Linked DNA regions of Homo sapiens: region 2 is linked to region 1. Evidence: chromatin contacts called from ENCODE Hi-C or POLR2A ChIA-PET data. All regions are on one chromosome and are shown on one strand. Each heading gives the region's core, a stretch centred on a gene start or an enhancer-like site at or near the end of the contact. The rest is flanking DNA. Distances are from core to core; before and after follow the strand shown. Region 1 overlaps SCAI (suppressor of cancer cell invasion). Region 2 holds the start of NR6A1 (nuclear receptor subfamily 6 group A member 1).

What was found. A loop is a pair of places that touch in the nucleus more often than their neighbours do. ChIA-PET counts read pairs that join two places held with the same protein, here RNA polymerase II (POLR2A). Pooled maps may share reads with other maps.
Region 2: a loop to region 1 is called in a pooled map, with 3 times the contacts of the local background. The contact joins the promoter of NR6A1 here to the enhancer-like site in region 1. A Hi-C loop is called at or near these places in 1 of 50 pooled maps. POLR2A ChIA-PET finds 5 or more read pairs at or near these places in 4 of 52 experiments (GM12878, OCI-LY7, PC-9 and 1 more).

What each region holds. Positions count from the first base shown.
Region 1 is chr9:124,963,051-124,967,936 of GRCh38, reverse strand. All of the region lies in intron 17 of SCAI (suppressor of cancer cell invasion), which reads left to right. Among named protein-coding and RNA genes, the nearest start is that of GOLGA1, 24 kb to the right of the region's middle. Within about 2 kb of position 1,941, at least 3 of the 41 ENCODE cell types and tissues checked have a DNase peak (open chromatin) inside an H3K27ac peak, as active enhancers do; they include OCI-LY7, where a contact is called at or near this core.
Region 2 is chr9:124,768,563-124,773,448 of GRCh38, reverse strand. NR6A1 (nuclear receptor subfamily 6 group A member 1) reads left to right here and starts at 2,138. Exons shown (of 10, transcript NM_033334.4): 1 at 2,138-2,429. The coding sequence starts at 2,330. It overlaps LOC124900274 (a long non-coding RNA gene), which reads left to right and starts at 2,969. Exons shown (of 2, transcript XR_007061773.1): 1 at 2,969-4,886. LOC107987126 (a long non-coding RNA gene) reads right to left here and starts at 2,092. Exons shown (of 2, transcript XR_001746926.3): 1 at 1,676-2,092; 2 at 1-747. RefSeq lists enhancers at 1,739-1,998, 1,789-2,356 and silencers at 2,069-2,648, 3,189-3,438.

The DNA of each region.
Region 1 (4,886 bases), core at 692-3,191:
TTACTGCAAGAAGTACATGAAGAGCAACTGGTTAACCTGCTCACTGTTCTGTCTCAAAATGAGACACATTAACGGGTAGGCTACAATGTTCCTGGGCTTCTTTCAAAGTGGAAGCACTTCTGAGCTCTTTAGCATTGAAGTGTCAAAAGCAATTCACATGGGAAGACAATTTCTTATATGTGCTTTGTGACTGCCAGGGTGTGGCCTGCACTGGGTTGTCCTGGGAGACCTAGTGCTGTTTCTTCCACATATTCACGTGTGTGTGTGTGTGTGTATTTTTTTATTATTTTTTCATTTTAAGGGTTAGTATGGAATCAGCTGCTACAAGAATGCAAAAAACTTCCAATGACAAGAAAGGAGGAAAAAAAAGCCATTTTCATGAGCTGAGTGATGTAGCATAATAAACAAAATCATGGAGCTGAGGAGGTGCTTTGTAAACGTGAAGGGGCATAAAAAGGAAAGAGATACTTGTGTCAATAAAGAGAGCCTGGTCCTAGACGTAGTTCAGCCACAAAGTAGTTGTGCCTTTGTGGACAAGTTTCCCAAACTCCCTGAGCCTCTGCTTTCCCATCTGTTAAATGAGGGGATAGAATATGGTTGATTTCCAGCATTCAGTGGTCCTGTCAAGCAGCCTAACAGGCTAGCTCTAATTCCCATTGGGTAGATGAGGGGATGACAAAGAACAATTTGTGAGCTATATAGGAAACATTGTTATTGGTGTTGCCCTATCAGGATTTCAGTTGAATTCATGTTAAAATTACAGCCGTCCTTTATTGTACACTTATTGGGTTAAGCCTATTATACCATATTACCTCATTTTAATTTTTACTGACCTGCACTTTATACATGAAGCAACAAGGCTCCAGGACATTAAAACTCACACAAAGTTATGCTCATGTTATATTATTTTCTTACTTAAAGAAGGATTTATTAGTGACAAGTTTGTATTAATATGTAGCAAAGGCTTTTCCAATGGGTGAATAAAAACACATTCCATTATAGTAAAAAAAAAAAAAAAAAGTCAAGCTGGGAGAAGTGGCATATACCTATAGTCCCAGCTACTCAGGAGGCTGAGGCAGGAGGACTGCTTGAAGCCAGGAATTGGAGATCAGCCTGGGCAACATAGGAAGATCCTATCTCTTAGAAAAAAAAAACTCTTAATAATGAAACAGTATAAACAGAAGCTAAGTAAAATATTTTCTTTCTCCTGAAATAAAATTATTTTTTGAGTCTGATGGAAGTGTTTAAGTGCAGTAGGTCAGTGCCAGTGAGAAAAAAAATAAAATCATACAAAAAAAGAAATATTGAATAAATTAAGAAAAAGGTATATCATGAATACATAAAATATATGTAGACACTAGTCTATTTTATCATTTACTACTATAAGATATATACAAATCTATTATGAATGATTAAAATTTATGCACACACTTACAGACCATATATGGTACCATTCACAGTCCAGAGAAGTGTAAACAAAAGTAATGATGCAATATTAAATCATAACTGTCCTTGTGATAGTTTGCTGAGAATGATGGTTTCCAGCTTCATCCATGTCCCTACAAAGGACATGAACTCATCATTTTTTATGGAAGGACAAAAAACCAAACACCGCATGTTCTCACTCATAGGTGGGAATTGAACAATGAGAGCACATGGACACAGGAAGGGGAACATCACACACCGGGGCCTGTTGTGGGGTCGGGGGAGGGGGGAGGGATAGCATTAGGAGATATACCTAATGTAAATGACAAGTTAATGGGTGCAGCACACCAACATGGCACATGTATACATATGTAACAAACCTGCACGTGTGCACATGTACCCTAGAACTTAAAGTATAATTTTAAAAAATCATAACTGCATAAAATCACTGTAGTGCCTACTGTACTACTGTAATAATTTGGTAGCCACATCCTGTTGCTCTGGCAGTAAGCTCAAGTGTTGCAAGTACTGCTTAGAATGCCTGTCATTTCCGTGAGCAGTTTGTCTCTCCAGTAAATTGTGTATTGTAATAAAAAATGATCTCTAGTGGTTCTCACATATTTTTTATTGTGTTTAGTGCAGTACTGTAGTAAACCTTGCATAACACCATGGGATCCATATGAAGTGATGCTTCAAGTGCTCCCAAGAAGCAATGAAAAGTCATGACATTACAAGAAAAAGTTGAATTGCTTGATATGTACCATAGATCAAGGTTTGCCATTGTGGTTGCCTGCCATTTCAAGATAAATTAATCCAGTAAGGAGTGTTGTAAAAAAAGAAAAGAAAATTTGTGAAGCCATCACTGTAGCTACGTTAGCAGGCATGAAAACCTTACACTTTTTGTGAAATACCTTTTTATCTCATAATGAAAATGTAGCGTTTATGTAGGTGCAAGGTTGCTATAAGACATACTTACAGGCCGGGCACAGTAGCTCACGCCTGTAATCCCAGCACTTTGGGAGGCCACAGAGGGTGGATCACCTTAGGTCAAGATTTCAAGACCAGCCTGACCAATATGGTGAAACCCTCGTCTCTACTAAAAATATAAAAATTAGCTGGGCGTCGTGGCGTGAGCCTGTAGTCTCAGCTACTCGGGAGGCTGAGACAGGAGAACTGCTTGAAACCAGAAGGCGGAGGTTGCAGTGAGCTGAGATCACACCACTGGACTCCAGCCTGGGCGACAGAGCAAGACTCCATTCCCCCCCGACATACACACAAAAAAAAGACATATATTATGATTTGAGAAAAAGCAAACTCATTATATAACAAAGCAAAAGGAAAGTGAAGGATCTACAGCTAGAGAATTAAATTCTGGCAAGAAAGGGTTTGATAATTTTCGAAAGAGCTTTGGCTTTAAAAATGTTAAGATAACACGAGAAGCAGCTTCTGCCAACCAAGAGGCAGCAGACAAGTTCCCAGAAAGTACCTTTTCTGGAAAAAAAAAAAAAACCTGCCACAAAAGACATTTATTAGTAAGGAAGAGAAGTGAACACCAGGATTTAAACAGGAAGGGATAGACAACTCTGTTATTTTGTGCAAATGCACTTGGGTTTATGATCAGGAGAGTCTTTATCTATAAAGCTGCTAATGCACCTTGACAGAAAAGATAAACACCAGCTGCCAGTACAACAAGAAGGTCTGGACAACAGGAACTTTCTTCCAGATTAGTTTCGTTGATGCTGTGTCCTTGAAATCAGGAAGTACCTTGCCAGTAAGGGACTACCTTTTAAAGTTTTTTTGATATTTGGCAATGCCGTGGCTGTCCAGAACCCCATTAATTCTATACTGAAGGTATCAAAGTGGCCTACTTGCCCCAGAACACAATGTCAGCCTCTAGATGGGGGGTCCTAAGGACCTTTAAGGTTCATTACACAGAGTATGTATTATCAAAACTATGGAAGAGAACCCCCAATGGAGAGAACATCATGAAAGCCTGAAAGGATTCCACCATTGGAAATGCCATCATTATTACAGAAAAAGGCTTGAAAGCCATCAAGCCTGGAATCATTCCTGCTGGAGAAAACTGTGTCTAGATGTTGTGCATGACTTCAGAGGATTTGTGACAATCAAGGAAATCATGAAAGAGATTGTGGATGTGGCAAAAAGGGTGGGGAGTGAAGGGTTTCGAGATACAGATCTTGGAGAAATTCAAGAGCTAATAGACACCACACCAGAAGAATTAACAGAAGATGACGTGGGGTGGACATGAATGTTTCTGAACCAGTGCCAGGAAGCAGACATAGAAGAAGCAGTGGCAGAAAACAAATGGACATTAGACAACCCAGCAGAAGGGTTTAGATTATTCAGGATTGGGCTTTTGACTTCTATGAGATGGATGCTTCTATGATAATGGACACTGAAATGAAAGCAAATAGTGGAAGGATTGGTGCCATATAGAAACATTTTAGAGAAATGAAAAAGCAGAAATGTCAGACACAAATTATGACATATTTGCATAAAATTATACCCAGTTGCCTGTCTCTCCTGCCTCCCCTTCCATCTCCTTCACCTCTCCTCTCTCTGCCACCCCTGAGACAGCAAGACCAACCCCTCCTCCTCCTCCACAGCCTACTCAATGTGAAGGCAATGAGGATGAAGACCTTTATGATAATCCACTTCCATTTAATGAATAGTAAATATATTTCTCTTCCTTATGATTTTCTTTTTCCTTTTTTTTTTTTTTTTTTTTTTTTTGAGACAGATTCTCACTCTGTTGCCCAGGTTGGAAGGCTGGAGCACAGTGGCGCGATCTCAGCTCACTGCAACCTGCACCTCCGGGGTTCAAGAGATTATTCTGCCTCAGCATCCTGAGTAGCTGGGATTACAGGCATGTTCCACCATGCCCGCCTAATTTTTGTATTTTTAGTAGAGGTGGGATTTCGCCATGTTGGCCAACCTGGTCTCGAACTCCTGGCCTCAAGTGATCCTCCTGCCTCAGCCTCCTAAAGTGCTAGGATTACAGGTGTGAGCCACCGTGCTCAGCCCTGGCCAATTTTCTTAGTAACATTTTCTTTTCTCAGCCCGGCGCTGTGGCTCACGCCTGTAATCCCAGCACTTTGGGAGGCCAAGGTGGGCAGATCATGAGGTCAGGAGTTCAAGACCAGCCTGGCCAACATGGTGAAACCCCGTCTCTACTAAAAATACAAAAATTAGCCGAGCATGGTGTGAGCACCTGTAATCCCAGCTGCTCGGGAGGCTGAGACAGGAGAATCGCTTGAACCTGGGAGGCAGAGGTTGCAGTGAGCCAAGATTGCACCATTGTACTCCAGCCTGGGTAACAAAAGCAAAACTCCGTCTCGGGGGGGAAAAAATTCTTTTCTCTAGCTAACTGTATTGTAAGAATACAGTATATAGGCTGGGTGTGGTGGCTCACGCCTGTAATCCCAGCACTATGGGAGGCT
Region 2 (4,886 bases), core at 889-3,388, 190 kb after region 1:
ACTACCAAAACTCCAGGGCTGCACGTTTCTGCAGTGCCACTTAGGCTCTGATGGCATCTCCAGGGACAGAGAACTCACTACCACCAGAACCTGTGACAAAAAGGTAGATTCCTGAGAAAGGCCAGATGGTCCTGACTTTTTTTTTCTTTCTTTTTTTTTTTGAGACGGAGTTTTGCTCTTGTTGCCCAGGCTGGAGTGCAATTGCGCCATCTCGGCTTACCGCAGTCTCCGCCTCCTGGGTTCAAACGATTCTCCTGCCCCAGCCTCCTGAGTAGCTGGGATTACTGGCATGCGCCACCACGCCTGGCTAATTTTGTATTTTTAGTAGAGACGGGTTTTCTCCATATTGGTCAGGCTGGTCTCGAACTCCTGACTTCAGGTGATCCGCCCGCCTCAGTCTCCCAAAGTGTGGGGATTACAGGCATGAACCACGGCGCCCAGCAAGGTCCTAAAGTATTTTAGAACCCACAGCTGAGGGAATGGCAGGCCGTCCTCTCTTAGTCACAGGGTTTAGCTCCTGAAACACTGCTACCTAGCAGAGGGGATCTAGTTGTCCCTCGGTGGAAGGTATTAAGGAAGATGCCACTGAAGAAACATTTGAACAGGATCTTGAAAGATGAATAGGAGTTTGGGAGTGGGTCAGGTGAAGTCAGCCGCGTTCCAGCTTGAAGGAGCCAAGGATTAAGGTTCTGGTGTGTGACAGAATGGAGCTGGAATCCCCATCACTTCTGGTGGACTTCATCAGTGCTGGAAAGGGACAATATTGTTGCTATCTCATAGAGCAGGTATGAGGTTTAGACGGCAGAGCGTTAATGTAAGTCTCCCAGATTACGTATGAAATACAGTTTCACCAGGGTTGGTAAGGTCCAGTTGCCCCCAAGTGCAGAGAAGCGTTGCAACTTTCGTAGCAGGTGAGGGACGGGGTATGGTGCGAAATGTGGGCAAGGGTCAGGCCAAGCAGGGATGCGAATGCCAGGACGAGGACTTAAAATTAGGCAAAAAAAAAATAAAAGGGCTAAGGGATTGGTGGGGCGGGTGGGGCAGGAGAGGGCGAATGAGCGGCCACCGAGGAAGCTGCAGCATAATCCGGCAGAGCAGAAGTGGGCAAAGCACCAACGTTCTCGTTCTTTGTCTTCAAGTGGGCCAGGTAGGCCTTAGACCCTTGGCGGCAGCAGCGAAATCCTTTCCCGATGGGGTCGCCGAAGACGGACACCCCGGCGGGCCTAGTGACCGGTGGCCGCGCGCCACCTGGTGGCCGCAGCGGGTGGATTCGGCCGGGAGCCGCTGCAAAATTCGGGATTTTGCTTCCGGAAAGCTTCGGGAAACTGAGGTGGGAGGGGCAGGGGTTTGCGATCTTCCAACTTGATCCTGTCCTTATTCCAACCCCCTTTTACAGATAGGGAAACTGAGGAAAGGGGAAGGCAAACAAGGCTGGGCAAGGGATCCCTCTTAAACGGAAGGTTTCAAGACACCTGGGGTCAAGAGCCTAGGGCTTTCTTTAATAGCCCCAATGGCCCGGAGCTTAGTTTGCCCATCTGTTCTATGGGCAGGGGGAAAATGAAAGGGGAGGAGGGGAAACTTTAGTCTTTGCCGCCCACCCGGAGGTAAAAAGTCTTTAAAGACTACCCCGGAAAGAAGAGTTTTATATATTCCATTTGCATACGAACGCAGTCACCTCGAGTTAAACTCCGGTCCTTTAATCTCCGGTCCAATTTGTCCCGCAGCGGCAGGGAGAGGCCCACGTGAGTACCTTCAAGCCCCGCCTCCAGGGCCCCGCCCACAGGGCTGGGCTTCGTTGCACGTGCTCACCCGGCTGCCTCGCGATCCACCTCCTCGCAAAGACTCATTGTTGGGGTGGGGGGTTACGAGGACTCTTAGGGAACTTTGATCAGGTAGAAATCACAATCAAGACAAGGCCCGGAAGTATCCGCTTACTACATAGACATCAAACGCTTTGTCATGGTTCTTGATATTGACAGACTTTAGCTTTCCCTTCTCAGGACTTCTTATCCCTCCTTCCACCCCTTCAGTTGGTGCGGTCGGCGTGGCCGGCCTCGCTGAGCGGACTCCAACTTCCAGCGTGCCCCGCAGGGCCTTGCGCGGCAGCGGCGTGTGACGTCAGGGGAGGGAGCTGGCCAGTGCTGAGGGGGCGCGGCGCGGAGGGGCGCGGAGCGGCGCGGAGCCGGGCGGCTCGGGGCCCAGAGAGAGCCGCGGCCGGGAGCTCGCGGGCTCCTGACAACCTCCTCCCCTCGGCGGACGACGACCACGGCGACTAGGGCGCCGGTCATGGCGGAGCAACAAACCCGGCGCGGACCCTAGGCACCACCGCATGGAGCGGGACGAACCGCCGCCTAGCGGAGGGGGAGGCGGCGGGGGCTCGGCGGGGTTCCTGGAGCCTCCCGCCGCGCTCCCTCCGCCGCCGCGCAACGGTGGGTGAGGGGCCTGCGACGCCCGGGCCAGGCAGGAACCGGCTTCCTGAGCCTCCGCCAGGGATCCCCCTCCTCTCTGCCGACCCTCGCCCTGGGAAGCCGCAGCGGCCCCGCGGCCCCTTAGGGTGGCCCTTCACCCCGTTCCCCGTTGGCGCGGACCCTCCCTCTCCTCCCCGGTCTCGCTCAGGGTGGATCCTCCTCCTTCGTCCCTGTTCCCTTCTGCGCGGACCCTCCCCCTGCCCGGGTCCCTGGGCACCGAGCTTCATTTCCCCCTCCCCCCGTCCCCTCTGCACAGGCTTCCCCTCCCCCCGTCCCCTCAGCACCAATCCTCCCTCCTCCCCCCGGGTCCCCTCCCCCTGTCTTCCCAGCACCGAACCTTCCCCTCCCCCCGGGCTCCTCAGGTTGGAAGTCCCCACCGCGGTCCGTCAGTGGGGGCATCCCCTCACTCGGGTTCCCTTAACGCAGAGCCTCTCTTTTCCCCTACAGGGGTTCCTCCTCCCACCGAGGACGCTCCCTTCTTGCCCTGTTGACCCGACTCCACAGCACCCTTGTACCGCTCAGCTTTCTAGAGCGTTTTCCTCTTCTGCAGCCTCGAGCGTTCTTCCTTGAATACTACGAGCCCCCCACCTCTGCCGAACCCCCGTTCGCTAGACATCCCCCAGTCGTTTCCTTTTTCGGACCCCTTCGCGCCTCCTGCTTCCCCTGCGCCTCACCTTCCTCAACGCCCCGCGCGCTCTGGCCGGTCTCCGCCCCTGCTCAGCTCCCCTCTCCGCCAGGCAACGGCTTTCCCTGGCCGAGGGCTCCAGCCCGCCCCGGGGCCCCGGACACCTGCCTCCTCCCGGCTTCTGCCCGGCAGGTCCCGGTCCCCACCTCTTAGTCTCAGTTCTCCTCTTTCTTGTCCCGATCCGGGACCTTGGGAGCTGAGAATCCCTCACCTGGCCCGGCCCTTCCTACCGCTCGTCCCTCGCCCCCTCGCCCGGGCCGGGTCCTCAGGTTCCTCGGGGCTTCCTCGCCCTCCTCCCCTTCGCTCCCTCCCCCTGCGGGGTGTTTTATTTGTATCTGTTTGATATTTTCCTCCTCGGTGTTTGCCGCGGAATGTTTTTATTGGTAACGTGTTAGGAGCTTTTGTGAGGTCGTAAAAGGTGAACTTTTGAACTTGGAAAGCGCCCTGGAGCAATTAGCGCAGGCGATCGCCCCGGGAGGCCTGCATTACAAAGGGTGCTCGCACCGGCCGGCAAACGCTCCGGCGGCAAACCCGATTTATTTATTTGCCCTGTTTTCCACCTTTCACATCTCCTCATTTCCGAATAAAGGGAGGCTCTCAGAGATCAGTGCCTCCTCCCCTCGCTGCGCCATAAACTCGCAGTTCTCTGAGAGATCTAGGACCGAACAGTGTCTAACAAGTAACAGATTTCAAATTGAATGCAAACACCCGGGACAGTTAGGAGGCACTAAAAATTAACTGCTTCACCAAGAGGTTTCTCAATCAGGACAGTGACCTGGCAGGTGTGAGGAAAGTAACCTGAAAATAGGTCAGTTAGGCGCTCAATTGTTGAATGAGTGAGTAGCTACAGACGGTGGAAATCTTGGGTTGGATCCGTGCCTTCATACGTTTATTAACTAGTCAAACATTTTGTTAGTTCAGGAGATCTGGTGTTTTTTACAAAAGGGAAAAGTCCGTGTAGAAGAGAGCTTGGTTAACTTCACTTGATGTTGCTGATCTTAAAAATAATGATGTGTTTTCAGAGCTCTTTTTTTTTTTTTTTTAATTTGTGTATGATGTATGATGGCTAGGTGGCTGGCCGTTCCGTGGGCTGTCGTTGGCAACTAATTTCTGAATGTGAACATGTTTGAGATCAATAAAATTCCGTGTCACAAAGGGGGAAGCTGGAATCCAGTTAGGGTAGAAGGAGACAGTATAATAGGAACAAAGGATTTCTTTAATGCCTTTGACTTTTTAAGCTAGTTTGTGTGGAGATTTGGTTTGGTATTAATTTGTGAGTGTTGTAAATCCTGATCTAAATTTTCCCATGCTGATTTTTTTGAATCCAAACCCCAACCTATCTTATATCCCATATTAGCGTGTATATTTCTGTGATGCCTTCCTATGTGTGAATACTTCCTGTACCCACCTGTGCATATAATGTAGATGACGGATTTTACTGCAATTCAATATTTACTGCAATATTGCTTTCAATTCTACTTGAGAATAATAGTGTTGTAAGAGAAACCTAAGAACTGCATTTGTTATTAATTATTCATTAGTACATTTTAAAGAACTCAATGGTAATTTTAACTCTTAATCAGATTTCCCATTCATAGTCTCATTTCCTCAATTGGTCAGAACCATTTGAAAGAATGTTATCGAGCAATCCATTTAGACTAAGGTGGCTTTAAAGCTTTACATTAGTCTAAGTTAGTGGTACAGATGTTTTCTTTTTGCTGAAAATACAATGG